Regions from separate parts of the Mus musculus genome. Here region 2 is linked to region 1. The links are chromatin loops, found by intact Hi-C in ENCODE. Cell type or tissue: heart. All regions are shown on one strand.

Region 1 (8,000 bases):
GGCCCTAAGTAGAGGGACCTGGATTTCTGACAAAAGCAATTGTACTGCCTGGTTTTGTGTATCAACTTGACACAAGCTGGAGTTATCGCAGAGAAATGAACCTCCCTTAAGGAATTGCCGCCATGAGATCCAACAGTAAGGCATTTCCTCAATTAGTGATCAAGGGTGGGAGGGCCCACTGTGGGTAGTACCATCCCTAGGCTTGTAGTCTTGGGTCCTATAAGAAAGCAAACTGAGCAAGCCAGGGGAAATAAGCCAGTAAGTAACATTTCTTCATGGCGTCTGCATCAGCTCCTGCTTCCTGACCTGCTTGAGTTCCAGTCCTGACTTCCTTTGGTGATGAACAGCAATGCGAAAGTGTAAGCTGAATAAATCCTTTCCTTCCCAACTTGCCTCTTGGTCATAATGTTTTGTGCAAGAATAAAGACCCTGACTAAGACGTCAATACTAAAAACTATTTCCTCCATCGTTAGGTGTAACTGGCTCTTCCCTCTGTCCCTCACTTGAAGGTGACACAGGCTAGATCATTGGGTGTATCTGACTTCCCATACCTGTAAAGTTGCTATTCTTTTTCATTATATCCAGAAATTTCTCTCACCTTGAAAATTCATGATTTCTGCATGCAACTTCTACTTCTCCCAGGATTCCTTGCTCTGGACATGATATATTAATACCTTGTGTGACATTGTTACTGATACCATTACAATTTTTTTTTTTTTTGGTTTTTTGAGACAGGGTTTCTCTGTGTAGCCCTGGCTGTCCTGGAACTCACTCTGTAGACCAGGCTGGCCTCGAACTCTGAAATCTGCCTGCCTCTGCCTTCCAAGTGCTGGGATTAAAGGCATGCGCCACCACACCCAGCTACATTCTTTTGCTGTTCTCGTTGTTAGTGGGATGGAAGGGAGTTATAACCTCCCCTAAAGCACTAACAATTATTGCCTTATGGCTTCATCTGAGGTAGTCAGGCCCTGATTCTCAATGACTCATGCAACATCCAGTCCTTCTCTCCCCATGAGATACCAAATTGGAGCAATACTGAAGGACAATGTTTAGGTCACTTCTCAAGGCTACTTTGCCAGAAGGTACGGGTATGGATTTAGCTCTGTGTTTCCTGATTTGGCTGGACCCTCTGAGGGCCTCACTCCATTCCATCTTCCCTATCATGAAGAGGCTGGAGAGCCAACCATAGCCTTACTAAACTCTCTTGCAGCTAGAGTTCTGGACGCAACATTCCTCCAGCCAATGAAAGGCATTAGAGGGAGATTTGGGAAGATGGTACAAGACCACCTATGAGATGTATGACCACTGCTATCAGCAAAGCAGCATGAACTCAATATGCCTCCCACAGCAAGGAAACACATTATCATCCCAATTCCTGGGAAACATGGAACATCCTGCATTTGCCACAATTCTGGAGGTGTCTGTTCAAGTGCTTGCATTCTGTGTATAATTGTTTCTGGAGCCTGGACATGCTTCTTTGACCATTGGTGGCTTTTAAGGTATTGACTCGATGGACAAAATCCCCTCTGGTCCAAATATCCACTTTGGAATTTTTCCAGCCTAATCCTGGATAGGCATTCCACATAACATTTGGGGTGCTTCTTAGCCTATCAGGTAAGTATGTGGTATCTGAGCCATCTCACTGGAAATGCACAGCAAAACTTGCCCAAGGAAAACGTCAGTATTTAGAAATGAAGGGGTATCAAAACCCGTGTTTCTGCTGTAAGGATCAAGACTGGGAAATAATAAGAATAGACACTTCAGGCTCAACACGAGACTGGTCAAGTCCAAAGCAGGGAGATGAAATAAGTTTCTGTTAAAGATAGGGGAACTCATTGAGTCCAGGATTATGTTACTATCCATCTATGTCTCTGCAGAGCCAGGTGAGGGGGCAGCAAGGTAAAAAAGTCTATTGGCTGAATAAAAGGAAGGAGGGATAGAGTAGAGGAAGGGTGGATGCATGAATGGGTTAATAGGTGGGTGGACGAGTGGCTGGATGTATGGATGGTGTATTAGTCAGGGTTCTCTAGAGTCACAGAACTTATGGATAGTCTCTATATAGTAAAGGAATTTATTGATGACTTACAGTCTGCAGCCCAATTCCCAACAATGGTTCAGTAGTAGCTGTGAATGGAAGTCCAAGGATCTAGCAGTTACTCAGTCTCACACAGCAAGCAGGCGAAGGAGCAAGAGCAAGACTCCCTTCTTCCAATGTCCAGCAGAAGGTGTAGCCCAGATTAAAGGTGTGTTCCACCACACCTTTAATCCCAGATGACCTTGAACTTGGAGATTTAATCTTCTGGAATCCATAGCCACTATGCCTCAAGATCTCCATACCAAGATCCAGATCAGAAACTTCTATCTCCAAGCCTCCAGATAAGGGTCCCTGGTGAGCCTTCCAATTCTGGATTGTAGTTCATTCCAAATATAGTCAAGTTGACAACCAGGAATGGCCACTACAGATGGATGAATGGGTAGATGAGTGAGTGGATGGATGGATGGATGGATGGATGGATGGATGGATGGATGGATGGATAAGTGGATAAGTGGATAAGTGGATGAATAGGTGGATAGACAACTGGATTACCTAAACAGTGAATTGGAGAAAGTTCCTCAGTTCTTACACTGGTCAGATTCTAGGTTGATGGCTATTCTCAGAGTGGGCTGTCCCTTGCTAGGATGCTGAGTATCTGGGTTGACCATAAGTTTTCCCTCCACATACTGTTGCACAATCTCCCTTACATATCCAAGCACTTCCATGTGTCAAATGGATATTCTAGTTCAGGCATCTTGAGAAATGGGGAAGAATTGCCCATGCATTAATAACAGTAGAAGCTGCCACATGTCTCTCTGTCTGTAGGCCACCAGTACACACTCACATGGCTACGAATCAGAAAACACCAAAGGCTGACGATGAGAGGGAGCCATTGGAAATCCCTGCTGGTGGGATGGAAAATGCCAGAGCCAGCTTAGGAAAGGGCTGGGACTGTGTGACAGAATTCCTCAGCATCTGTCTCTGCAGAGACTTCAACACACCATAGAAGCAGCTGCTCCCAAGAAGGCTTCCTTCCCAGCGGCTCCAGCTGGGCCCCATCCTGTAGTCACTAACAGGAAGGAATCCTCCATTACAGCGAGAGAGGTCAGCTCTGTGTGCTAAGTGAAAGTCATCCCTGCAGCTTTCAAACCCTGGGAGGTTCCTCTTAGAAAAAGTTCTCAGCAAACTACAGGACTGAGTATTACCCTCTGCAACCCAGGCTCTGGGAAAGTTGTGGAGGTGGGATGGGAAGACTGTGAGAGACAGAAGAGAGAAGAGAGTGAAAACATGTCTTCTGGACAGGACAGGAGAGCCACACTCATGAAGTCAGGGCAGCTCTGGTCACCTGCACAAAATGTGCATAATACCAAGCCGGTCAACACTCAAGTGTGTATGTGTGCTCGCACATGTGTGCTCGCACATACATGTCTAGCTCAGGAGCTAGGGTGAGGTCAATTTCACTGTTGATGTCTCCTGGGATGGAGAAGAGATTCTGTCAATAATAATAATAATGATAATAACTATTACTATTATTATTATTTCTAAGGAGCTTGTTCTATTTATTCTATTCTGCTTTAGAGAGGAGCTGAAGCAATTCTGTGTCCTTCCCCTTTCCCTACCAGCAAATCCCCTAGGTACTTATGTGGTTCAATGGCACCTTCTGTGGCTGATGCCAGCAGTTTGTGGCTACACAGCATGGATAATACCACAGAGTTCCAAGGAGATAAGAGGAGAGGCAAATACCACAAAGCAACAGCCTGGGCGCTGGCTCCAAGCTGCTCTGGTCTCTGCGCCCACTGTGCAGAAGGGGCCAGATCAGATTAAAGCCACCAGTGCCGCATTATCCTGCTGGGCTCACTAACGCTCATTAAGCCCTGAAAATCCTTTTTATGGTGTTTAGGATGCCTCAGGAGGCCTTGGCTGTGTAAATATTATCCTGTCTTTAAATTCTACCAACAGGCCACCAGCAACAAGTGGGGTCCACGGTGGCTGTGAGGAGGGACCAGAAGCCAGGCCAGCAGTCAGGAGCCTGGGTCTACAGGATCTGTTTCCTCTTGGGCCTGCTTAATGGGGCACCCTGGGGTCCACAATCTTGGCCAGTAATCAAACACCCTGTGGACAACGGCTTAGAGCAACACCCACCAGGGACAGCTGGTCTGCCTGAGACCTGTTGACTAACCCTGTGTGTGGATGCCCAACAGCTAAGGGAGGAGGTATCACAGCTGGAGTGACCTCCCCCAGCTGGAGGCATTTCCCCCTTGGCTGTCCCTCTGGTGGCCCTCACAGCTGGCCTCTCTCCCCGCTGCCTTCTATATGGAAAAATGGCCAGGCAGGACGAGGAGTCTTGGAATTTATCAGATGGATCTGTGTTGTTTGTTACCATGGTGCAAGAGCTGCCGGCTCCTTTAACTTTCTTACAATGTATCTTTTGAAGCTGATTTTCAGATCTGGGTTGAGGTTCTAGCTGATGAAGGACCAGTGCCAGTCCCGTAGCAGGGTGCACGGTTATCTCTATGTCCCCTTCAACCTCCACTGTATCTCTCTGCCATAGGTGACACAGTCCTGCTCACTGGCAGTCAAAGTCTGTTGGAGGAACAGTGGGGAATCCCCTGCCCTGGCCACAGTATGTGGCAGCTTGGCATCAAAGCACACTGGCATTAAGTCAGAAGGGAGTGGGACCCTGAATGTGCTCTGTTTAGCAGGCAGTAATTGCTCAGTTAACATAGTATCTATTACTGCCATTGGGTGGAGCTAAGGTCTAGCTCATATTCACAGCATGTGACTCTAATGTGTCTTTCCCTCCCTGGGCCTCAGAGTCCAGGTCTCTGAATGGAGCTGACTAGAGTTCTTCAGGCTTTGTGTGGTGCACAGTGGGTGAGCACTTCTCATGTGCTAGGTGCTGTGTGCTTATATTCTCATATACCTGTGTGCTTATACTCTCATATACCTGGTACTGCCTTCAGAGGCATCTTAGTCTGTGAAGTCGATGACAGGTTAGTAGAGTGGCCACTGTCAGTGCTAGCTGGCAAGAAGCGTTGTAAAAACTGTGTGATGGGCACTTAGTGTATCCTGACATGGAGATAGGAGATAAGCCACCATCACAGGAGTCACAAGCCATTGCCCAAGTCTGATTGCTGCTTGCTTCTTGCACGGCCCATGTCAGGGATTTTGTTCATGATCTGATGGAAGTGAAGGGTTACCCAGGGCACATACTGAACATACAGCCCATCACGGTGGGAAAGGCATGCCGGAGGGAGCTGGTCACCCATAGAGATATGGAAACTGGTGCTCAGCCCAGTCTCCTTTTTATTCAGTCCAGGACTGGCACACAAAGTATGGTACTGCCCACCTCCAGCAGATCTTTCCTGCTCAGTTAAACTTCTCTGAAATGCCCCCCGCCCAGACACACACACACACACACACACACACACACACACACACACACACAAGGACATAGATGTGTCTCCCAAGTGGTTTCAAGCCCAGTCAAGCTGACAGTGAACATAGCTATATCATGTGACCCCCTTCATTAATGTGCTGCCTGTGGCTTCCCCAACAGGTGGTAGGTAGCCAGGCTACCTCACTGCAGAAGCCCTAGGTCCTCTCCTTTCTAAAGTTCACCTCACCTGACCATGAACTTGCCATGCCTGCAGACCCCAGACCTGGGGATGTGGCCCCCAGCTAGGGGGATGAGAGACAAGTTGGTGAGCTGATTTCTGAGGAAGGGTTTGAAAGGATGTGTAGATGCTGAGTGACCTAGTCTGGTCTAGCTGTGGAATCAGCTGCAAGGCCCATTGATCGATCAAGCAAGTTTAGAGAAGCAAGACCTGGCAGACTAAGTCTAGCACGCACAAAGTCCTCACCCAGTGCTTCAAATGTGGGAAACAGAGTATTACATTTTCCTGGGAGTGATGGTGCATGTCTGTTATCCCAGTACTCAAAAGGCTGATGTAAGAAGGTCACAAGTTCAAGCAAAACTAGCCTGGGATACATAGAAATATCCCGTCTCAAAAAATTAAAACAGTCATCCAATCAATCAATCAATCAATCAATCAATCAAACATATCTAAAGGTCTGAGAATATAGCGTGCTAACCTACTATGTGTATATGGTCCTGGTTTTAGTGTCTTTGCTGAAAGTTCAAGTCCACCAGTACTCTAGAGAAAGCCAGGGCCATGCAGAAGCTCCAGGTATTGTTCAATAACCCCCTATCTGACACACTGCTGATTCCAGGTAAGTCACAAAGAAAAGCATGGACTCCAGGCTATTCACATATGAGTGAATGTCTCCAGTCTGTGCTCATAAGCCAAGACATTCTCTGCCTGTATCCCGTTGTGATCAAATTGCATCCTGGGAAAAGGAAAGATAACAAACCAGAATGGGCAATGTAGGTATCTTTGCAGCCACCCCCTTCTGGCCGTGCCCATCCTGGATGTTGTATCTATATCACTGGCTTCTCTGAAATCCAGCCACACCATTGGAAAGGAGAAAGACTAGAGAAGAAAAGCCAGGCTTTCCAGAGCAAGCCATCAGGAGGGAAGTTGGGGATGACTGGAGAGGTAGCTGCACTGGGCACAGTTGGCAGGCCCAGCTCCTGGCAGCTGTGCAGGAGGGAGCTATCTCCCTCCATCATCATGTGAGCTGCAGCAGAGTCATGAGGTGGCAGGCATGAGCGAGCGGGCGGGCGGCGGGCCCACCAGCTGCCTGGAAGCAACTCCTCAAGCACGTTGAGTATATGTGCTTTTAGCTGTTTGGCACGAGCTTGCGCGAGCACATCCCTGAGGCTTTTGGGGAGAATCCTGCAGCTCTTTTAGGAGAAGGGTCTGGAGTTTTCTGTGTGGCCAGATGACCCCTTCTGAGGCTTAGGTTCTATCTCGTACACCCGGAGATGGCAGTTTGGACCTTTGCTGGGGAAGTTTAGAACAACCCCTTGTGCATCCTTTGAGGAGGGCTCTGTCCCCAGAGCTAGGTCCATTGGTAAGTTGGTGGCCTTGGCCATTGCCCCACAATGCCACAAGATTGGAGACTCAGGACATCCAGGTCCCATCTTCCTCAAGAGACCATGGCTACAGGCATGAAACCTGTGTTTTAGGGCAAAGTCTAGACCCTGGCTGCCCCTCTACTAGGCTAGTCCTTGACCCAAGTAAAGAGACAATTTGCTCAGGGCTCATGCAGAGAAAGAGCACATAGAGCCCCACAGGCACAGTCCCTTCTGCAGTCCCCAGTCCAGGTTTATAGGTTTAAACTGAGGAAGAACAGGGGCAGAACCAAAGTCTGCAGCTCGGAAATTCAGGTCAACACACTCTGGCCCACCCTCCTCTCAGCCCAGGTCTGTGAGGGGACTCTATGGATAGCTGTCGTCATCAAGTGAGGACCTATTGGTTCTCACAGTGACCTGCTGAAGGCATGCATAGCTTCTCCCACTGGTTCATCACTCTCATCCTGGGCTAGCTGTCCTGCAGGCTTACCCTGCAAGGGAACTCTCAGTCTTTCGCTATGGTACTGCTAGTGGCAAGGTGAAGGACCCAGCACAAAGGTGAGAAAGCTAGGCCTGACAGGGGATGGATGTGTTCGTGGCCAAAGCATCTCAGAGCTGCCCAAGCTCATTTTCCTCCCTGCCTTCGTTGCAACGCATGCTGGAGACTTGGCTTGTTAGATTGATGACACCTTTGTTTGACCAGATGCAACTTAATCTACTGACCGAATGGCATGGTGCCCCAGAAGGCTGTCTACTCTGCAGGAGCCAGGCTTCTCGAATCAGCCTTCCATGAGCTTCTATTATAATGGCTACTGGTAACTGGAATAGGGGAAGGCTAGCCTGGGATATCTCACTCCATGGCTGTCAGTCACCTAGGAATGTGTGTGTTCATGCACAGGGCTCATACTGACTCCTGGAGCCCATGGAGCCAGTCCTTTGCTGGTTCAACTCTAAGGCCATCTGCAAAATCCTCCATGGCTTCACCAG
Region 2 (8,000 bases), 89 kb after region 1:
CTGCAGCACATTGGCTTCAAGGCTTAGTGAAGGGGACTGAGATTCTATCCACTCAATGCACACAGGTAGGCTCTAGGGGCCCATGGGAGGCAGATGTGAAACCTGTGGAAGCCAGTTACAGAACATGTCAGGAGGGCTAGCTGTGGGGACACACAGAAGAACAAATGCTGGGGATCCCCAAGGTGGGCAGAGCCCAGATGGACAGAGCCCAGATGTGCAGAGCCCAGATGGGCAGAGCCCAGGTGGGCAGAGCCCAGGTCAGCAGAGTCCAGGTGAGCAGAACCCAGGTGGACAGAGCCCAGATGAGCAGAGCCCAGGTAAGCAGAACCCAGGTGAGCAAGCCCAGGTGAGCAGAGCCCAGGTGGACAGAGCCCAGATGAGCAGAGCCCAGGTAATCAGAACCCAGGTGAGCAAGCCCAGGTGAGCAGAGCCCAGGTGGACAGAGCCCAGGTCAGCAGAGTCCAGGTAATCAGAACCCAGGTGAGCAAGCCCAGGTGAGCAGAGCCCAGGTGGGCAGAGCCCAGGTCAGCAGAGTCCAGGTAAGCAGAACCCAGGTGAGCAAGCCCAGGTGAGCAGAGCCCAGGTGGACAGAGCCCAGATGAGCAGAGCCCAGGTAATCAGAACCCAGGTGAGCAAGCCCAGGTGAGCAGAGCCCAGGTGGACAGAGCCAAGGTGAGCAGAGCCCAGGTAAGCAGAGCCCAGGTGAGCAGAGCCCAGGTGGATAGAGCTCAGGTGATTGAGCCCAGGTGAGCAGAGCCCAGGTGAACAGAGTCCAGGTAAGCAGAGCCCAGGTGAGCAGAGCCCAAGTGGATCTCCAGTCCATTAAGTCCCAAAGAACACTCATGTAAGAAGACAAGCATTGCTGCTGGCCACAGCTTCTCTTGATACACTAAGCATTCCTCTGTGATGGGACCCAGGGGGAAGGTTCAGTGAGGAGGAGCATTTGCTGTGCAAGCAAGAGAACGTGAGTTCAAACTCTCAGTCCCATGTGAAAACTGGACATGGCTGCACATATTTATAAACACTGTGTTAGGGAACAGAGATGAGTCCTGGGAACTCACTGGCCACCAGCCTGGCCAAAATAGGTAGCTTCAGGTACAGTGAAATCTTGTCTCAAGGGATTAAGAAAGAAGGAATGATATAGAACACCTGACATACACCTCTGACCTCTACATGCATGTACAGTGCATACAGTCACATGCACACACACACACATACACGCGCACACACACACATACACACACACAAATACACAAACACCCATGTGCACATGTGCACATACAACACAAAAATACACACATGCAAACATACACAAATACACACATATATACATAAGCACACGTGTACACATGCATACACACATAAACACAAAACACATACAAATGCATACACACATAAACACAAAACACATACAAATGCATACACACATGTACACACAAACACACATACATGCATACACAAATATACACATGCTTATACACAAATTCACACGTGTACACACATGCATACACACACATAGACACAAGCACACATATACTAATACACATACACTCATATACATACACATGCACAAACACACACACACACCTTGATGAAGGCTATGCTGGTATTTTTGTCAACTTGACTGTCATCTGGGAGGAAGGACCTTCAACCGAGGAATTGCCTCCATGAGATTTGACATGAGTGTTTAGTCTTAGCCCACTGTGGATGGTGCCACCCCTGGATGTTTTGAGAAAGCAGGCTTAATGAGTCAATATGGCCTCTGCTTCAGTCCCTGCCTCCAGGTTCCTGCCTGGTGTTCCTGCCCTGACTCCCTTCCATGATGGACTGTGATCAGGATATGTAAGCTAAGTAAATCCTTCCTCCCCAAGTTGCTTATGGCGGTGATGTTTATCACAGCCACAGAAGGCAAACTAGGACGGTGGCCAAGCTGGGTGCAATGGCACACATCTCTTTCCTCTGCTTGCACTAAGCATTGCTAAGAATCTGAATGCATTTCCTCACCCATCAGATAGTCGGTCAGCAAACCCCTCACTGAACAGCATCAAATACAGAGCTAGAGGCGGCTCTGTACTAGGCTGGGGATGCAGAGGGTCCCATGCCTCCTGCCGCAGTGAGGATGAAAGACCTCCAGAGGCCCACGTGTTAAAGACTTGGTACGCTGGGGCCTCTGTGGGAGCAGTGGGTTCTTTAGAAGTGGGGTCTTGTGTGAGGTGCTAGGGATTAAACCTGGAGCCTCCTGTGTAAATAGCAAGTGCTCTCTACCTGTGAGCAAAACCCAGTATCAACCCCTCCCTTTTCTTTCTCTTTTTCTTTTGTTTTTGTTGTTGTTGTTGTTGTTGTGAGACAGGGTTTCTCTGTGTAGACCTGGCTATCCTGTCACTCACTCTGTAGAGCAGGCTGACCAGGTCTGCCTGCCTCTGCTCCTGAGTTTGGATGAATGAAAAAAGAAATAAAAAAGGAGAAGACTTTATTTCTGGTACAGTAGATGAGAGAGTTAATTGTAGACATGAGGGAGAGCAGAGCTAGAGGCTGACACATCTGAAAAAGTCCAGAATAAACACATGCGCACACACACACACACACATGCACACATGTACATACACACATTGACACACACATGCACACACATACACACACATGCACACACAAATGCACACCCATATACACACAAACACACATGTGCGCACACACAAACACACATGCATACACACATATACATACAAACACAAATACATACACATATACATGCAAACACACCTGTGCACATATGAATACACACAAACACACATGTGCACACATGTATACACAAACACACACGTACACACATAAACACACACATCAATACACACACATACACAAACAAAGTACATACACACATACACACACATATACACACAAACACATATGAACACATATGTATATATATACACACACACACACCTTGGTGACCCATTCGAGGAGAGGGGAGTGCCTGGAGATCAGGAAATCAAGAGGACAAAAATATAGAATAAAAGCCTAAAAGGGTCTGCATGGCCAAAATGTCTAGATTATACAAGGAAAAGCAACTGGGGAAAGGACAGCCCAGCACCTGAGCTGGAGAGTTCAGAGTAGGGGGCTGGGTATTCCAGCAAGGAGGAGCCTGGAACAGGTAGGGACTGAGGGATGCTGGGAGAATATGGTGGCCAAGGACTGCTTTGGTATGTTAAATAGGCAACTCAGTTAGTCACTTGTCCCAGGCTTGGGACTAAAGGCATGTGCTACTACTGCCCAGCTGCTGTTGCTGCTGCTGCTGCTGCTGCTGCTGCTGCTTCTGCTTCTGCTTCTGCTTCTGCTTCTGCTTCTGCTTCTGCTTCTGCTTCTGTTGCTGCTGCTGCTGCTGCTGCTGCTTCTGCTGCTGCTGCTGCTGCTGCTGCTGCCGCTGCTCCTGCTCCTTCTCCTTCTCCTCCTCCTCCTCCTCCTTCTTCTTCTCCTCCTTCTCCTCCTCCTCCTTCTTTTCTTTCTTTCTTTCTTTCTTTCTTTCTTTCTTTCCTCCTTTCCTCCTCCTTCTCCTTCTTTCTCCTTCTCCTCCTCCTTCTCATTCTTCTTCTTCCTCCTCCTCCTCTTTTTATCCTTCTCCTTCTCTTCTTTTCTTCTTCTTACTATTATTATTATTATTAATTGTTGTTGCTATTTTGAGACAGGATCATAGCATGTAGTCCCAGCTTAAACTTGCATTTCTCCCTCACCCTCATAAGTGCTGAAATTACAGGCCTCCAATGCCAAGTTGGCTTGTGGGAGGTCTTTAGGCAACGGAGGGTGTAGCATTCAAAAGGATTATGGGACCCAGCCTCTTCTTCCTCTTTGCTTCCAGCTGCTAAAGGAAGTGATCTGCTCTGCTGTATGCCCGCCATGGTGTCTTGCCTTCTACCAATTCAGAACAATGGGGCTGCTCACTATCGACTGAAGTGTACAGAACTGTACCAAGTAGACTTTTCTTCTTGACGAGTTGATTGTCTCTGGTATTTTGCTATAGCAATGTGAAGCTGACTCGTTCACCTCCTAGATATGAACAAAATGGCAAGAAAGGAAAAAAGCCTGGATCGAAGTTAGAATCTTGCTCAGGACACACAACAGCAAGGGATTTCTAAACCTACTCATGCCTAAGTTTTAGCTAATACCCTTCTCTTCACAGAGGCAAAACAAAAACAAAAAAAGAACAGGTAACCTGATTTCTCTTTGTTTCAGACTCTTACTCTGAAGGAGGACGATCAGAACGGCATAGCTGCCTTCTTGGCCTGTCACAGAATTAAATGGCAAAGGGTTCCGAGGACTATCTAGCATATACTGCTGTCACTACAGGGGCGTGGTCTGTAAGAGGGATAACCCAGCCCCCTAATAAGGCAAGCATGTCATTTTCTGTGACAGATGCAAGAAGAGAGAGGGGTTTGCTGGAAATCGTGGCTGACCACCTCAGAAGGACCCAGAAGACCCGAACTTTCTGGTTTTGCCTTTCACCTTGCTCTGAAACTTCTCCCAACACTGGAAGACAAGAAAGTTCCGCCCTACCTCCGCCCCACCTCCGCCCCCCGGACCAGGGAGATTCTTCTCTTTGGGCAAGCAGGCTTGCTGGGCAATCGTGAGCTGCTGAGTTCCCATCCCCATAGAAAGCTGGACATGGACATGCATGCCTGTTTCTGCAGCATGCTCAACTCCAGGAGCTCTCTGGTCTCCTATAAATAAAGGATAACACATTCGGCCTTCTTACCATTTCAAAATGCAAAATACTGGAGCTTCCTCAAACCCACGGGCCACCTCAGCCCGAAAAGATATCTTCCCTGTTCTACTCCCTCCACTTCCTGTCTGAACAGGAAGTGACCCGTTCCTAGCTCCTATGCCATGTAGCCAAGGCTCTGGACCAAACAAATCTTTGCCTCAGCAGAGGCTCCGGTATACGATTCCATTCCGGTTTCACACCCAGTGACCGAGGACCACCTAGGAGCCATGAGTGATGTCAGAGGCTACCCTCACAGCAGGTGTCAACAGGAAGGAGACCCGGCCAGAAACTAGGCTGAGATTCAACTGTTGAGACGCAGTGGCGCCTCTGCCTCCTGGCATCCCTCACCGTGAATGAGCTCAGACACATCTGTTCCCAGCCACAGCGGGCTAAGACTCAATTTCAACAAGGCAGTGGCTTGATCCCCATGACTCCTGTTCCTACCATTGGGCTGGGCTGAGCTGGGCTGTTTATGTCTTTGTGCCAGTGAGGCTGGCTGCTGGTGAGGTGGAGGTGCTCTTTACAGCTGCCTCCCATGGGCCTCTTCTGCTATCCTTCAATTCTCCCACCCCATACCCCCTGGAAATAGAAAGTCTGACCAGAGCCATTTTTTCCTCATGGTACACACCTGTAAGATGCAGGAATGGTATAGTAACCACACCCCTTCTGGGTACAATGAATGAAGTATGGTATGGGTGTTGAGCTTGTATACAATCACCATGAAGAGGCATTTCTACAGCCAAGAAGGTGCCATGGGAAAAAGTTCAGTAGACCGGGGGAAGCTGTTCCAGAAACTGTACTGGGAGTAGCCTAGATTCCCTGAGCCTCACTTGATCTCTGCTCAGCTGTCTCAGTTAATTTTCCATTGCTGTGGCCATGACTAAGGCAACTTAAAAAAAAAAGTGTTTAATTGGCTCATTCAGATGGTTAGAGTCTATGCAGGTGGAGCAAAGGAACATCAGAGAGTTCACATCTTCATCTGCAAGCAGAAGGCAGAAATGGAGACCTGGGATGGCATGAGTCTTTTGAAAAATTAAAGTCTGCCCCCACCCCATGACACTCCTCCTCCAACAAGGCCGCAGCTCCTAATCCTTGTGATTAAGGTCACGCTGACTTGGGACCACGTATTCAAAATCATGAGCCTATAAGGGGAAGAAATACTCTCATTTAAACCACTGCAGAGTCTTAGGAATCATCCTCAAATGATGCGGGGAAGGTTGGGGGTCCCAGGGACTTCACCTGCCCTAGTCTGGAGATGAGTTACCCCAGACTCTTGGGTGTATCAACACCCCAGCTCTCTCCCTCTTCAGAAGAGGGCTATAAAGCTTATTTACATTGTTTACTAGAATATGTCTGTAGGGTCCTCCTCTGGTCTCCAACAAGAATGACAGGTTGTATGTCAGCCTCCTCCTCCAACACACCCTGCCCTTGACTCCTCTCAAAACCTGATCCCATGGAAACCACCAAATGCAGTCAGTAATGAGGGGTTTACAGGCCAGGCTTCCAGCTTCCTTCATCCAGTGGTTGTAAGGATTCTCAGAGTCAGGTTCTCCCATTTCCATGTCTCAGAGGGGCACAATGAGATTTCAGGCCCCACGTACCCATATAGCTGGGGCCCTGACCTTTCCTTCATACCCAAGTCAGCTTACCACAAGCCCCAACCCCATGAAGACTCAGTCCCTGGAGGAGCTGTGCCCACCCTTGCCCATGAGCTCATGAGTGCTCTGAATATGAAATCAGAAGGAACAGCTATGCACAAAGTACAGGTTCTTTGGGAAGAACAGCTTCAGGGTGTGGCCCTGAGCACATCCCATAACTGGCACAACTTCTTTTCCATCTCTGGGACAGCCTGCTGAGCACAGGCTTTTGCAGAGGCCTGACTTCCTGGAACTCCAGTCGGATCTTTGTCTTCAAAGTTTATGTTCTAACCTAGACCAGCCAAGTGATTTAGATTCTGGGCCCGATCCAGCTCTGCAAGAATCATAGAACACTACCTCTCTCTCTCTCTCTCTCTCTCTCTCTCTCTCTCTCTCTCTCTCTCTCTGTGTGTGTGTGTGTGTGTGTGTGTGTGTGTGTGTGTTTCTCTGTATGTGTCTCTCTGTCTCTCTATCTTTCTCTGTGTGTGTCTCTCTGTCTCTGTGTGTCTCTCTGTCTCTGTATCTGTCTCTCTTTCTCTGTGTGTGTCTTTCTCTGTCTCCCTGTGTTTCTTTCTGTGAGTCTTTCTCTGTGTGTGTGTCTCTGTCTCTCTTTCTCTGTGTGTGTGTGTGTGTGTGTGTGTGTGTGTGTGTGTGCGCGCGCGCGCGTGAGAGAGAGAGTGCATGTGCACATGCACATGCACAGGTATGTCTGCATGTAGAGGCCACAGGAACATTTTGAATATCATTCCTCCAATATTATACACCTTTTTTTGAGACAAGGTCCCTGACTTGAAATTTGCCAAGTAGTCTAGTCTGGCTTATCAGCAAGCCAGGGGAATGTCTAACCAGGATGGCCAAGACCCCATTCATTCAGCACCTACCGTGTCCCCTGGGGACCAAGGATCTAACTACTGGATTCAACAGATGCTGGCGGTCTGGTCACCAGTCCTTTTATTTGTTGTCTGCGGAGCTTTACATGTGCAAGCAAGAACTCTGCCAGAGCCTCATTCTAGCCCTGCGTAGTGGGCATCCTTACAGGGGAGAAGCCAGAACTAACAGCAGTGTGCAAACACCCAGCATGCAGCTAGCATGCTGGGCAACATTCTAAGCATTGATGACCCAGGATCCCTGGAGACTGTAAAGGACTAACCACTATTTATCCCAACTCCCTTATAAACAGTATGGTCACAACCCTCATGAGAGGAACTCAGAGGTTTGTGAGGTTGTCTGTGGGGTGACCCATGGACTCCCTACCTCTTTACTAACCAGGCAGCACAATGATAGGTCATGGGTGGTTCTACGGGAGAGCATTTGCGAGGGAGCCCACAGGATCCTGGGGTGGGTGTGTCACAGACACCTTCATGGGTACTCCTTTGGTCCCCACAGACAAACATGCTGCCTTTTGCCTGGATCTTCCCTGACTGAACACAGCCTTCCTCTGGCTTCCTAGAGATGGCTACTCAGACAGGAGCTCCAGGCTCAGGAGGCCAGGCCCCATCTCAGCAGTCGGGGCCCAGTCCCTCATTATCCTCCCACAGCTTCACAGTAGAGATCATAAGCGCTTTGTGTCAGCTCCACGCTGGCAGCCGCGCGGCAGGAGGCGATTG

What was found. A loop is a pair of places that touch in the nucleus more often than their neighbours do. Peaks named below come from ENCODE experiments on the same cell type or tissue, not always from the same donor. Only the 100,000 strongest peaks of a DNase experiment are listed, where the experiment ranks them.
Region 2: a loop joins it to region 1, with 2.2 times the contacts of the local background. A loop is called at or near these places in 2 of 42 quality-filtered maps.

What each region holds. Positions count from the first base shown.
Region 1 is chr5:111,819,864-111,827,863 of GRCm38, reverse strand. No RefSeq gene overlaps it. Among named protein-coding and RNA genes, the nearest start is that of Gm36535, 30 kb to the right of the region's middle. In heart, a CTCF peak has its summit at 4,770; DNase peaks (open chromatin) are centred at 3,043 and 4,223; H3K27me3 peaks cover 2,301 bases.
Region 2 is chr5:111,731,037-111,739,036 of GRCm38, reverse strand. It overlaps E130006D01Rik (RIKEN cDNA E130006D01 gene), which reads left to right. Exons shown (of 4, transcript NR_045834.1): 4 at 4,408-4,753. Among named protein-coding and RNA genes, the nearest start is that of E130006D01Rik, 27 kb to the left of the region's middle. In heart, no CTCF peak of the experiment used is centred here; a DNase peak (open chromatin) is centred at 4,986; H3K27ac peaks cover 438 bases.